Linked DNA regions of Homo sapiens: region 2 is linked to region 1. Evidence: chromatin contacts called from ENCODE Hi-C data. All regions are on one chromosome and are shown on one strand. The core of a region is the stretch at or near the end of the contact, and the rest is flanking DNA. Distances in the headings are between cores, read along the strand shown.

Region 1 (7,376 bases), core at 1,511-4,010:
GTGTCTTCATATACAGATGAAGAAAATGAGGTCCAGGGAAATCGAAATCAGTAGGTTATTTATCTTATTTATTCTGTAACAGAGGCAACTTGAAAGAAATTCATTCCTTGGATGTAAGTGCACTGAAATGGCTTCCGGGATGTGAGAATGGACACACATTGGTGTGTATTGAATCAAATCTGCCAGATTATCTTCAATATCTTTTATTTCTTAAAATTTCATGGAGCAGGAAAGAGTGTCCAAGAGTGATCTCTCTGATAATACATGAACAAAGAGTTGTAGTAGTGATGCAAATAGAGATTACGAGGTAGTGACTTCGTAGGACTGGATGCTATAGACAGGGCTGGCTTTGTGTGTGAGTCCAGTTCAGTCATACAAAACCCATGCTTATAAGAAGCCTACACTTGATTTAGTGCTCTGCTGTTGCTATCTTGAAATTCTTAATAATTTTAAATTTTTAATAATTTTTGAATAAGGAGTCTTGCATTTTTATTTGCACTGAGCCCACAAATTATATAGCTGATCCTGGCTACAGTCAAAGAAGTTTTATACCTGGTACTGGCATATTATCCAAGGAGCCTGACAATGTTTTAGAGGCCGCAGAATCTTGATCTTAGAAGGGAACTTGGCCTAGCACCCAATTTAGTAGTTTTCACTACTCTCTATTTAGCAGAATCACCTAAAGAACTTTTGAAAAATATGTATATCTGTGTCCCAAACCCCAAAATCCCAGATTTAATTGGTGTGGGTGGGACATCATCTTTTTTTAAAAGCTCTCCAGCTTATTCTGAAAACTACTGACCTAATTCATTGGTACCTACTATTGGTACCTACTATATAGTTATGCCTGATTTGTTAAACTTCATTTACTCATTCACCAAATGTTGACTAAGTTTCTACTATGTGTAGAACATTGTAATAAGTTTTATAGGGCATAGGTAGATGAATAAACAAAGGTCATTGCCATCAAGAATCTAATAATATAACACATTTTCTAAGTGCTTTGACCTCCCAGTCCATCTCTCTGGTTCTCTTGCTTCCTTCCTCTCTCTTTCCAGACTGAGTCTTTAGCATCATTATACAACTTCTTTTCCCTGAAAGGTCCAAAAGCTTTAAATAATGTAACTTTTTTTCTCATCAAAATGTTTGGGCTCCCAATGTAATCCACATCCCTGCCTCTAGGTACTACTATACTCCTAGAGAACTGGCGTATACATTTATAAAGGCCCATTGTTAGAAGAAATTTACTTTGACAATAAGCAGCCCCAATCTTTATAGGCATGTTTCAGAGCAAAGCTCACTCATTTTGTCTCCTACAAGAGCTCCTCATCATCACCACCTGGGTTGTAATTGAAAGTTTAGGTGTGTTTTGCAGTCATTTTCCTTGGCATGAAGCCAGCAGGGAATGTCCTCCAATAATATAAATGCAACGTGGGTGTGGCACAGCCCATATTTTTAATCTCAAAAGGAGTGTTTATTGTTAACATTTGGGAGGATGGAGGATAGGGAATTAATTCTTTGTGTTTCTCTTTCTTGGGTATTTTCTTAGCTACAGGAGCCATGAAAGGCTCTTGCTGTGACCAAAAACCAATTATAAATCTGTTTAGGAATTCATTTTTCATCTATTCCTAGCCCCACATTCCCTGAATCCCCACACTAGTTTAGGATTCATGACCATCCCTTTCTGAGGACCTCCTGCCTCGGCCACAAGTACTATGGGGAACACTCACAGCTTCTTCATGAAGGATTATTTAGAGCTCTAATGCCTGTGAAAGGAATAGTTTTACTTAATTCTTGGTCATGCAGGGAGTGGGCCTATAGTTTTAGGGCTTTGAAGAAGAGTCTACTGGGTGAATGTCCTCTCTCCTCAATCACCACCTTCTTTACACATATCTTTTTATACGGCCTGCAGTCAAATACTTCAAACCCTCACCTGGGAAACTCAACTATATTCAACAGTAGGAGAAAGTCCACTGGCCTGCCTACCTCCAGCCATGGTTGTTTGCCTCTCCTAAATCAGTGCTAATTCCAGAAAGAGGGGTGGGGCTCTGCCTCCCTGAGAGAGCCAAGGGCATATCCAGCTTTTGTGTGGTCAGGAGTATATACAGTTTTGAGGCTCCCTCTTTGTTCTAGAAAAAGAAGACAAAATTATGAATTAAAAATTAGGTAAATGATTGAACGATAAAAGAATTCTCAATTAATTACTAGAGTCTTGGTGGCCCAGCAATTCTTTAGATCTTTTTAAAGCAATTTACCAAAATGCTTACATCAAAATGCTCTCTGATTGCCACCTGGCTTCTCCTTACCACCTAGAATGCTTCACACTTCCTAGCACCTCACAGCCCTCATGAGACTCTGAGCAGGTGCAGGGACCTGAGGCAGAAGCTTCCTTAACTTTAGGGTGAAATATTCCAATTGTTTCCTGTTCTCATCAGCCAGGGGCAAGAGGCTGATTCATGCTGGTTTATTTACAAGGTGGTACCTCTAGCTGAAGTGAGGACTTCTTTCTGTTAGAGATACATGGCCTTCTCTCATATGAAGAAAGACTATTTCTGTTCTTAACAGAACTCTGATTTTTACCACTTCTTAGTTATAAGTCTCCGCATTATCCTGTTCCTCCCTGGTTCTGGCTTAGATTACAAGAGCTTGTATTTATTTTAAATGTCTTCCACTGCCACACAGATGGAGAAACATCAACTCTTGGTTCCAAATTTACCCCTTAAAAGAAGAATGTTCCAGTTCTTCCTGCCATATGTGTGCCGCTGACTCAGAGAGCAAGAATGTGGTGGGAAAACAGACTGTGTTTACAGATGTCTTCTGCATGGCCTGTGCATCTCATAGACACACTGGCAACACATACCAGCACACACATGCCGTCTACGTGCTCTGAAATGACTTCCAGGGTGTGAGAATGGACACACATTGGTGTGTATTGAATGCAGTGGGACTTTATCCTGGCCGAGGAAATTCTGTAAACACCTAATGGTGGAAAACACCGACTTTAAAATAGTTTAAAACTATAATTGTTTGTAAACCCTGGTAAAGCTAGAGCTGGTTCTCTTTAAATGAGGCAAGAGTGTAACATCCAAGATTCATTCCACGCCAAAATTCTCTGGAGCATGAGTGATGGTAAGAAAGGCTATTAGGTTAACAAGAACATCAAATGGATAGAATAATCTTATTTCTCTCTCTCAGTGGAGGTTCTGTTTTGAATCTGCTGGAGTCTAATAATTAGTTGGTGTTGCTCTGAATTGTATCTGACATGTCTCTTCATGTTAGCTTTGCTGCATCTTATGCTTTAGGCTTTTGCAAGCTTCTCTGGATTAACGGATGGGGAGGGAGAATAAAAGGGTACTACCCATGGTGCCCAGAAGCAAAAGGAAAGCAAGTGAGAAGAAGGTGCATGTGGATGGAATTCCGAGAAGGGCCCACGCCATTCAGACTTAAGAACTGCTAAGTCCCAAAGGAGATACTTCTAGCATCTAGCAGGCATCTGGTAACCTAACCTCTCTGTATCGCACATCCACCCAACCCACCTTTCCACTGGGAGTGTCAAAGTATGTAATGAAGCTCCCTGTCTTCCGTAAAGAAGTATCCTGCTTAGTATATGTAAACACAACACCTTGATCTTTTTTGTTTTGGAAAATAAAAACAAAACAAAATATCCAAAATAAACCAGAGATTTCTTTAAAAAGAAACGCACGCAAATAAAAACAACAACAAAAGACACTTTGAGTTTGTACTCCTGATGGAAAAATCATTACTGTGGACAAAGTTATGAGAAGTCAAAGTATAGTTTGTTTTTAATAAGAGCTATCATTACATTCATGCTCAGGATGTGGCACTCAGAGTACTACGTATGTGTCACCACAGCTAAGATAGGTACTGTTACTCCAGGTAAGTAGAGTTCCCCCAAAATTCATGCCTACCTGGTACCTCAGAATGTGACCTTATTTGGAAGTAGGGTCTTTGCAGGTGTAATCCAGTTAAGATGAGGTCATACTGGATTAGGGTGGACCCTAATCCAAGGATAAATGTCCTTCTAAGAAGAAGGTAGTGGGATACAGACACAGAGAGAAAACATCACGTGAAGACAGAGACATAGAAGAGAAGGCCATGTGATGGTGAAGGCGGAGATGGGAGTGATGCATCTGCAGGTTAAGGAAGGCCAAGAATTGCTGGCATTTCCAGAAGCTAGAGGAGGCCAGGAAGGATCCTCTCCCAGAGGCTTTAGAGAGAGCATGACCCTGAGAACACCTTCGTTTTAGACTTCTGGCTTCCGGAACTGTGACAGAATAAATTTCTATTGTTATAAGTCACTGGGTATGTGGTAATTGGTTATGGTAGCCCCGAAGAAGTAACATACAGATGAAGAATCTGTGCTTCTGATGGTCTTGCTGAAGCTCCTTGTGCAGGGGACGTGGTGAGCTGGCTACACACACAGCCTTCCACCTCGGCAGGGAAACTGCACAGTGAGGAGCACAGGGGCAGTCACAGCCAGTTCCTGGGCTCATAATCGACGACATTGGTCTTGTCCATTTGGACAGATCCACAGGATTCTAGAGAGAGGTTAAGAATGAAAGTGTAATGGTGATCATAAACCGCAGGAACAAAATGTATATACCTATTTATTTTTATTCTCACTTCATCCTAAAAAGGATTTAAAGTTCCTTTCATAGATGAAAATAATAGGACAAAATAAAATAAATTTAAACATAAGAAAGATGAAACAAAGGGAAGAAAAACAATGGTGGAATGCAGCAGTAATAAACCTACATGACGTCACAGCCCTTCCTTCACCTCCCCAGCCCCAGCTAAGAAGATGGACCCTCATGGTATGGGCAAGAAATTTCAGGATGAGATAATGCCAAGTCTGATTTTTCTCCAATTTGTGTAAATTCAACGGAAATTTCAGGCTGCTGCTTCGAGTAGAAATAAGCTCTAATTATCCTTTTGATTTTCATATCATTTTCAATAAGTCAGCAGTGCTATTGCGGTCAATCAACCGGAAATCAGGGAAAGAAATCTCACATTTTCTGTGCCTTCCTTATTGTTTTAAGCGTGCTTCTGAAATGCTTTAAAATCATTGTCTTCAGAGTGTTTGTTAGTGCAGAGAAAAAAGGAGAGGATCTGGAATGGTTAAGCATACTGTTGTCTGTGATTTATCAAACCACACACGCAGACTTACTATTGAAGGAGAGACAATACCATCTAAACCAGCATGGGAGTTATTGTTTGATTTGATACTGAGCTTTTCTGTGTTTATTGGTCATCTTTGGTCTCATGAAAAATTTATTCTATGTCTAAGGGAGCTCCAATATAAATAAACACTAGAAATACATTTGTAGGAGGCTGTTCTCTAGAATAACTCAGTATTGCTCTCTGCATGGGGCATCACCTGCTGAATAAACCCAAAACCATCATCTGGGGAGTCGCTCTAGGTAAACTTCCTTGAGGTAAGCTGTGCTGTAGAGATAGGAACCTCTAATCATGTTTCAAATACTAAACATACCAGTGTGCTTTTCTTTTAAAAAGAGGAATCCTATTCACTTGACTTTATTTGTTTTTGAAAAAAAAAATGAACCCTTTATTTGGAGAATATTTTAGAAATTTAGGGCAAGGAAAATATTCTGCTCCTAGATGAGTGCTTTTGCTTGTATGATCCTGCACTGACAGTGAACAATACAGTAGATGAATTACTGATTTATTTATTTAAAAGCGAATGCACTGGATTTAAAAACAGCTTGCCTACAACAAAGAAATATGCCCCTTAAGGTTATTTAGTCCATTTATTGCTGATACTAATTAAACAATGACCTAGGCTTTTCACAGAGTGATTACTCTTAATGAAAAATTAACTATGGTCTCCTAATAAAGATAGCACACAAAACAAGTTGTACAGAGTGGTGTGACCTGACCTAGGATATCGCGTGTAAGTGCGACAGCTCCTGTAGATGGCAGTGGAGCACTTCCGCAAATGCTTTGGCCTGGCGTTCTGGGCCTGGGGTTGAGGGATGCAAAGGATAAAAGCTGCAGCAAGAGCAGGCGTGCCCTCCAGCCAGCAAGTTAACTAAGCTGCTGGTTCACTACTGCACTTCATAGTTGCCCTCTAAATGATTTTTTTCTGAACTCAGCAAAAGTACAAAGTGTTCCTGCCTGCACCCCAAATTGTCCTTTTAGTGAGGTAGGTTTTTATGTTTTATGCTTTCTATTTTTTGAATTTCAGAGTTATTTTGGAGATCTGACCTAAACATTCCTCTTCTTGAATTGCAAAAGCAATTAGCTTAGCTGCTCACACTCTTAAAGAGAGAATAAAAATCTCCTAAATGGAGACAATCGTAAACTACATCTGTCATACAAGTCAATGCAGCACAATCCAAAATAAAGATCTGTCAGCATAAACTATAACCAGATTTCATAGTCCTTAACTTTTTCTCTTGCTTGGATTGTTTTCCTTCTTTCCTTTTCTCTTAAGCCTTTTATTAAAAACTGTCCTCCGCTATGCTCACAGGAGCTACATGACTGAAATTGGAAAAGCAATCTAGCAATCACAGATTTAGGTAATTTTTAATGAAATTAAGATATTATATCGATTATTTTTGTCATTGTTTTGGCCTTTGAAGCTCAATCAGCGTTATATTCTATTATAGAGGAATGGTTGTTCTGAAAGAATTTGTGGAGTTGTGCCTGTCATTTCAGGATGAATTTCCTCGCTCAGCTCCCCCAAATTTCCCATTCTTTCAGCAGCAAGAGGGAACACTGCATGCACAGTGTTAACTTCACACATTCCTGACATACTTGCTACATTAACAGAGCTATGTTCCAGGGAATTGAAATATCTATTGTAACTGTAGGAAGGGCTTTCTTCCCATAACTTTTACCTTGTACCCAGAAAATGTATGTCAAGAATCAAGAAATGGCAAGTTTAGATATGGATGATGCATAGGAATCTGTTGTTGATATAGTTGGTATGGAAATTGTATAGGCAGAATTCTGCACACAGTAGGAATCATTTTGTTGAATAAATGAAAGCTAAAATGGAAGTAAAAATTAGAATAAACCCAGGGCAGAAGAAACAGTGACTAGTTTTCTGAAAGCTCAGGAAAATATCAAAAATATTTGAAAAAAAATGGAAATTTAAACCTTAGGAGGCCAAAAAGGTCCTGGGCTTATGCTCTTAGGTATAGGAAGAGGGCTAAAGAGGTGAGCAAAGAACATGAGAAGATATTGGCAAGTGCTATGGCTCATGCCTGTAATCCTAGTGACTCAGGAGACTGAGGCTGGAGGATCACTTGAGACCAGGAGTTTGAGACCACCCTGGACAGCATAGTGAGACCCCACCTCTAAAATAATAATAATAATAATAACAATAATAA
Region 2 (7,376 bases), core at 3,366-5,865, 3.7 Mb after region 1:
AATTGCATTTGCAAATGTCAGGCATAGATCAAAGGGGATGACGGCTTGGATGATTATTTTACCCCAAGTTGTGATTTTTCACCAAGAAAACAAAACTGCATTGCACAGTAAGGTTCCTTATTTTTACTTGAATCTTCAATGAACAAAACAGCTGCAGAAAAATGTGACTTAATGAGGCATCCCTAATAAAATACTGCAGAAGTAAAAGCAGGGGCACTGAACTGTTTGCACTCTGGTTGTTTCATCTTTTCAAATATATTAGAAATAACTGATGACACTTTGGAACATTCCTTGTTTGGGACATGCATTAGAGAGTTCGTCAGTAAATGTTCATCAGTTTGCAGTGATTGCTGAACTTTGGTGCAATCTGACAGGACCTTTTCTTAGGGGCCAAGATAAGAAATGACTGAGAAATCCTGAAGATACATATCTTACCCTTCCTGTATAAGGTAATCCATAACTTGCAATTAGTGATAAATCATCCTTAAATGTGTATTTTAACACAAAAATACATTTAAAAATGATCATCAAAATACTACATTGAAGACACTGGATCCAGGACTACTAACATTTTCTGATAAAATATAAAATAATTTTTAAATTTTTCTACCACCCTCTAAATTTTATCATTTTATAAATTTTTAAATAGGAAAACTGGCCATATCTAAAAACATATTTTTACAGCCATGTCATCACATTTTATAACTTGGTGGTTAGTAAATACCATATTGCCATCTCTAAGCAATATGTAATCTATTTTTACATAAATCCATAGGCAACTCAATGAATCTTCATTCTCCAATTTGTCATTGTTAAAATAGCTAATATTTTTCTAATGCAATATCACATATACTTAGAAGCCTTAATTCCCCTTTAGCAGAACCTGTAGCATTATATAGGCATTTGCTTTAATGTCAAAAATTCTGGGTTCATCTTTAAGAGACACATATCGTAGCACTCTACATAAATATGAATTCAAGCATCCTAAAGTACTAAATTTTTTAAAGGCAAGAAAAGAATCAAGATTTTCACATAAAAAAAAAAATGCCTAATCTGAATAAAACAACACACTAAAGCCATTTGCCTCTTAAAAGATTCCCTGTGCCTAAGTATTCAGTTGGCAGTGACATCAACCTCACGGACTTTTAGTATCTATAAATAATACAATCCAACTTTTTTATTGAAAATTAGGAAAATGAAAATATTTATAAGCTCCAGTGTGGTAACTGATGGCCTTTAAGTGGCTACTGGTGGCTTTAAAAATTAAGATTCTAAAAAGAAAGGTCAACTCAAACAATTGACTCAGGATGAGATTCAAAACAAAATAAAGTAAGGAAAGAGACAAACATGTCTGATCTTTTATTTGAAATATAGGATGTTAGGTGCCAATTTTGATATTGCAAATGATTAATCAGTCTGAGAGTACAAATGCAAACATGGAAAGGCTGGGGTAAGTACAAATAATCTTAATCTTCTGATTTTTAAAGCTTTAGAAGTGTTTTTAATCTCCTTTCCTGGTTATTTTGGTTTAGCACTTTACACAAAAATCTTAAATTAATTGTTCATTTGTCTTAACTTATATGCCTAATAAAGCAGTTTAGGAGTGTTAATTGACAACTCTGAATGTTGATGTTTAAAACAATCTAGTTGAGAAGACAAGAATCAGATAATTATCATTCAGTCAATAGTAACTGAAATTCATCCTGTCCTGTGTGAAGGACCCTGCTACACTACCAAGTACTTTGGGGACACTTCAGAGTAAAGGTTGCTTATGAGTTTGCTTTGTGTGTGTGTGTGTGTGTGTGTGTGTGTGTGTGTGTGTCTGTGGTTTTTAAGGTTTTTTTTCTCCACGAACCATTTTGTAAAATCCAAGAGGGGATTTCATACTCACAAAAAGATAATTTTTTCCCTCTCTCTCTCTTATTGCCATAATCAAACTCACGCAGCAAAGGTGAAGAGAGACTAGCCGCTGGAGTAACATTACTACACATTTGATTCCAAACGCTTCAGGCAATTGTTTAACACTCGGTCAGGACGTGGAATACTCAATAGGGAAGCCTCGCGTCCACCCAAAGGCTCTACGAGCGTCTATGGTTCTTCCTTTTCAGACAGGATAACTCAACCTGCAGTTCTGAGAGAAATAGGGCGACGGATCTCAAACTTTCCTTTGCAAAGCCAGTTTCTGAAAATAACACGTTCCCCCATTGATAAGTGAAGATCAGTAGCCTCAAGAAAACAATACTTGGTAGGCACCTGGCCTTTCAGAATTGAAGGGGGAAGGAATGGCAAAGCAGTTAGCAGAAAACCCGGGTACTAGTAGCAAGATCCGGGAGACATCTAACCGGAAAGAAATAAAAAACCATTAGTTTCCCGAAGCCATTCTTATTCTGAACGCTGTTCGTTAAGAGAATCATTTACTAAAGCTCTCTTGTAGTAGCCTTTACAAAAGCTTTATTTCATTCAGTAAGAAAGCGCCCCGTCCCAAATCTAAATAAACCTTACATAGATGAGGCTCCGGAAATTATCAGCTTGATTCTTTATGAAGATAGTTAGAGGTGGATAAATCAATAGACTCGCTGAAACACCCACCTTCTGCAAACAGGCCTGAGAATTAACTAATCAGAAGTGGACAAAAAGTAGGGATTTCAGAAAGATGACCTGACACATCCCATTGATCTTCCCTGGAATGCGACCCCCAACTCCTTATTAAGAGTCCAAAATGGTTACCAGCCAGGATGGGTCTGGGTGAGGAATCGAATTACAACCCACTTCAATCCTCGACCTGGTCGTTTGCTGTTATTAGGAGAAATGGGGCAGAGAGGGAGGGCACCGCTCACGGAGCCTCATTTCGCATGCTCCGATCCCCTCTCGGCGTCCCTCTACTCCGCCCCTACCCTGACCGCCCGCGAGGGAGACGCCGGCCGATGGACCCGCATCTGCCCTCACCTCTCGCCTTCCCCGGGCGATCCCTCTACAGTCCCGGACCCCCGAGAAAGGGGAAGGGAGACGTGTGCACACGGGGGCTTCCGGGACCGCGGTCCTGCAGTTGCCGCTCCGGTCCCCAGCGCTGGCCGGCGACCCGAGGCGCGGCTCGCACCTACCTGCAGCCCCGCTTCCCGGTGGCGGCAACACCTAGCGATGCTCCTGCAGCTTTTGCGGGCCGGCGCCAGCCTTATCGCTCTCGCATCGCTTCCAAGATGCCAATCCGCCGTCACCATCCAGGGGCATAGGGAACCGAAGTCTGGTGCTGTGTGATCGTGGAGGGCGGCGTGTGAGTGTGGCCCTGAGCGTGCGAGTGTGCGCGCGCGTGTGTGGATGTGTTTCCTCCTCCGATGGCAAAGACGGTTCAGGAATCTGACATCCAAGCTGGAATCCCCCTGAAGCGGGTGAAGGTGAGCCTGATCCTTCTCCCCGCTTCTTTATTCCACAGTGTCAAAGTAATCAAAAGATTTGTTTACTGAGGAAAAGCCAAAGTCCCGCAGCCCTTGGCAGCGCCCGCGGTCGCCTCCTGTCCTCGCCGGATGCGCGCGGTGCGCTCAGCTCCCTGGACTGCAAGAATCAAGGCGGTCTTGCTGCAATTACCGCTCTTATTCCATCTCTGATTTGTTTGCTTTTAAGGCCGACTAAAGACTTTTCCTCTCGCCTCACGTCGTCTCTCCCTCTCACACACACACACACTCACACATCCTCCGTTCCCTCTCTCCCGCCCTCCCTCTTGTTCTCTGGGGAAAGGCAATTGGACAGAATGATTCACCTTCAGGAAAGCAGCCTCGGCCACGCACTTCTCGAGTTCCCTGGCTCTCGCAGGTACCGGGTCTCCAACGTGGCGGAGTTGCTGGGAAGCTCGGGACAGGAAGGAGGAGAGGCTCTGAGCTCAGCCGATGTCCCCCCTCCAGACGCCCGCGTTCCTCCGTCCAGGTGCCCCTGTTCCCACTGCTCGCAGATAGGTCCCCGCTGGTGCCCTCGCGGAGACTTGGCGCCTTCCACTCGAATCCACTTAGCAGCAACTCCTGGCCAGCTTCAGCCCCTCAATCCCGCCTCGAAGTGCTGCGGGCAGAGCCCCACGCAGCCCACCCGCTGCCCTTCTAGGCATCGTGGGCTGGAAGGAAGGGAAACCCGCCGATGTCCCCCTGGTAGCAGTGCCCTGGCACCGTCACCACCGAGGAGGTGCGAGTTCCAACATCGAACACAAGCGAGCAGGTGTCGCCTGTGTCACTTTGCTAAAGGCGGGAGGGGAGAAAGAAAGGAGCGGGGGGAGGGGGCCGAGGAAACAAATCCAGATCACCGGCGGAGAAAGAAGCCGTTTAGCAAGCAAAGCCTCCTCTCCGCGTCCCACCCCAGATGCTATACTGTCAAAAGACACTGATGCTAATCTTTTAGAAAGTCGCCATAAAGGGCAGAGCCCCTGCTCCACTCTAGAACCCTATTCCACCCAGCCTGGCTGTCCAGTGAGTACAGAGTGACTTGGCTCCCCCGTATAGTGCAGCGAGAATGCAGGAGAATAGGTCCTGACACTCCAGGTTGAGTTAAGCAGTAAAATGGAATGGCAGGGCCGGGCGGCGTTGCCTCGCCTCTCTCTCCCAACAGCCAGTTCTGTTAGCCCCAGCAACTGCCGTTGAGAGCAAACAACGGTCCTGCAGAAAAAGAACGAGACAGTAAAAGATGAGGAGGCAACTGGTATAAAAGCTGGACTATGTCTCCCTCTAGAGGGTCAACCGGATTAGAACGCTTTACTAGATGTAACAGACCAGTTTCTCTCCATAAAGAAAAAGAAAAAAATATCTGGTTTCAGATAATTTGCATTTTTACAAATTACAACTTCTCAAGGATTTAGACGGAGGATTTTCACTGCAGCCCTATTAAGCAAAGCCCTTGCTAAAGGAACGTCGTGATATTCATGACGCTGGAAGGTCATGTCCTTACATGTTTGGTCAAATTGGGTGTCGGTTTAAGCGCTGTGCATATGAGCTCAAATGAAGGGTCTTCTGAGGCTCACTTCGATCATGTTTGGAGATGAGCAAAACCTTAATCTAGTGATTAGAAGACTATTCAAAAATGAATAATTAGTAAGAATGAATTCAGAAAAAGAAAATCTGAAACAAAGAAAGGGAATGCTGACCCAGGAAATTTTACAAGTCCTTTACAAGGAAAGATAACTCAAGAATCTGGTTTTGGAGCCAGTTTTCATACCTCTTTTTCAACTAGACCAATAATGGTCAAGATAGCTAAATTCCTTCCAGCTCTAAAGGTCTGTGCTTTTATATAGCTGTGATTCACTGAAACCATTGACAAATTAGGTATCACAAGCTCTCTTCACCAGCTATAAAATAAAAGTAATACTACATACCATATTTACAAAGAAATATAGAATATGTGCTTCACTTAGCTATTTTATCTTAACATGCTTAGTAAATCAACCATATTTTGTATCTAAAATGCATCAAGTAATTTAATTATGTTGAGGTGGTCATTTTTATAAAAAATAGCTCCACCGATTTTATAAAGTTTTGTTACATCAGTCCAAATCAAGCTAGGTCCCATCTGTAACCTTAACATTTAGATTTTTGTGAACTTACTATTTGAGCTGGGGGTTTGCTTTCAAAATGTTTCTGTATGTTCAAAAATTGTAAAATGTGTATTAAAGTTATTATTAAACACCCTTCCATTCACTCTGAATTTCTGGAGCAGTTCTATTTTAACTTGATAATCTAAATTAGCACAGTCATAAAGAAAGAAAAGAATGTATTTTTTAAATAGCTGAGACTAGTTGAAATCATTTAAAACAAAGCACCAAAACTAAACAAGGCAAGTTTTACCGTAACTAATTGCTCTATGGCATATTTGACTTTGTCTAGTAGTATACAGCAATCATTTGTTTCCAAGGATCTCTCAGATAGTCTCTTTCAAAAGATTTATGCCATGTGATTAAATATTTCATTCCACTTACATAGTAACTTATATCCAGGAAAGCAACGTTTACATTTTAAAACACCTGGCACTGTTGCACTGCAAATCTTACAGTATTTTTTTGTCTGCTGTGTTCAATAGTGTGATGAAATTCAAGCAGGAATGACATTGGAAACTTGGACTCTGTACTAGAAAGAAGTCACTTACAAAATCACTTTAGAACATTGGCTTTCTTTTCACACACACACACACACACACACACATACAAAAAAACATAAAGCATACATTATAATCTTTCTACCTTCTAATTCATTAACTTTTTGTGGTTGTAATCTATAGTTTTGTCATCTTGTTAAAATTTTATTTGTATTGTTTAAGTGTGGGACATTTTCAGCCTTATTTTTCTAACTAAACCCACTGTGTTTTTACAATATATGAAAAAGTAAAGAGAACAGATATATAAATTAATTACAAAATAGAACAAAATTTCTTATCCAATGTCATATGATGCTGAAATTCTATCATAACCTCTGTGCTTTTTGTAAATAATTCCCAATAATTTTTAGATCAAGATATTCCTATTTCCAGCATCTCCTAGACAAAATAAAATCTTTTGCATTCTCTTCAAAGGAAACAAAGTAGTAAAGATTCTCCTAATTTAACAGAAATTTTTTGTTGATACTTCTTACCTTCTACAGGCATGCCTCAAAAATGTTGCAGGTTTGGTTCCAAACCACCACAAATATTGCAATAAAGTGAGTCACACAATTTTTTTGGTTTCTCAACACATGTGAAAGTTATGTTTACACCATACTGCAGTCCATTAGGTATGCAATAGCATTTTGTCTTAAAAATGTACATATCTTACCTTGAAAATGGTTTAATGCTTTTTTTAAAAAAAGTGTACTGATGATCTGAGCCTTCAGTGATTCCTAATCTCTTTGCTGATGGAGAGTCTTGTTTCAGTGTTGATGGCTGCTGATGGATCAGGGTAGTGGTTGCTGAAGGTTGGAATTGCTGTGGCGATTTCTTAAAATAAGACAATAATGAGGTTTGCTGTGTCAATTGACTCTTCCTTTCACAAAAGATTTCTCTGTAACATGCAATGCTGCTTGATAGCATTTTATCCACAGTAGAACTTCTTTCAAAATTGGAGTTAGTCCTCTCAACTCTGCCACTGCTTTATCAGTCAGGTTTATAAAATATTCAAAATCCTTTGTTGTCATTTCAACAATATTCACAGCATCTTCACCATGAGTAAATTCCATCTCAAAAAAAACTACTTTGCTCATCCACAGAAGCAACTCTTCTAGCATCTAGAATGGTGAATGATCTCCAGAAGCTTTTCAATTTACTTTGCCCAGATCCATCAGAGGAATCATTATCTATGACAGATGTAGCCTAGCAAAATATATTTCTTAAATAAGAAGACTTGAAAGGCAAAATTACTCCTTGACCTATGGGCTGCA

What was found. A loop is a pair of places that touch in the nucleus more often than their neighbours do. Pooled maps may share reads with other maps.
Region 2: a loop to region 1 is called in a pooled map, with 2.4 times the contacts of the local background. The contact joins the promoter of TAFA2 here to the enhancer-like site in region 1. A Hi-C loop is called at or near these places in 1 of 168 maps with a recorded cell type or tissue (MCF 10A), 1 of 37 single-sample maps with no recorded cell type and 4 of 50 pooled maps.

Annotation. Positions count from the first base shown.
Region 1 is chr12:58,534,716-58,542,091 of GRCh38, forward strand. No RefSeq gene overlaps it. Among named protein-coding and RNA genes, the nearest start is that of LINC02388, 240 kb to the right of the region's middle. RefSeq lists enhancers at 5,831-6,125, 5,855-6,024. Within about 2 kb of position 2,761, at least 2 of the 41 ENCODE cell types and tissues checked have a DNase peak (open chromatin) inside an H3K27ac peak, as active enhancers do.
Region 2 is chr12:62,188,158-62,195,533 of GRCh38, forward strand. It overlaps TAFA2 (TAFA chemokine like family member 2), which reads right to left and starts at 4,616. Exons shown (of 5, transcript NM_178539.5): 1 at 3,102-4,616. RefSeq lists an enhancer at 4,008-4,541 and a silencer at 5,911-6,205.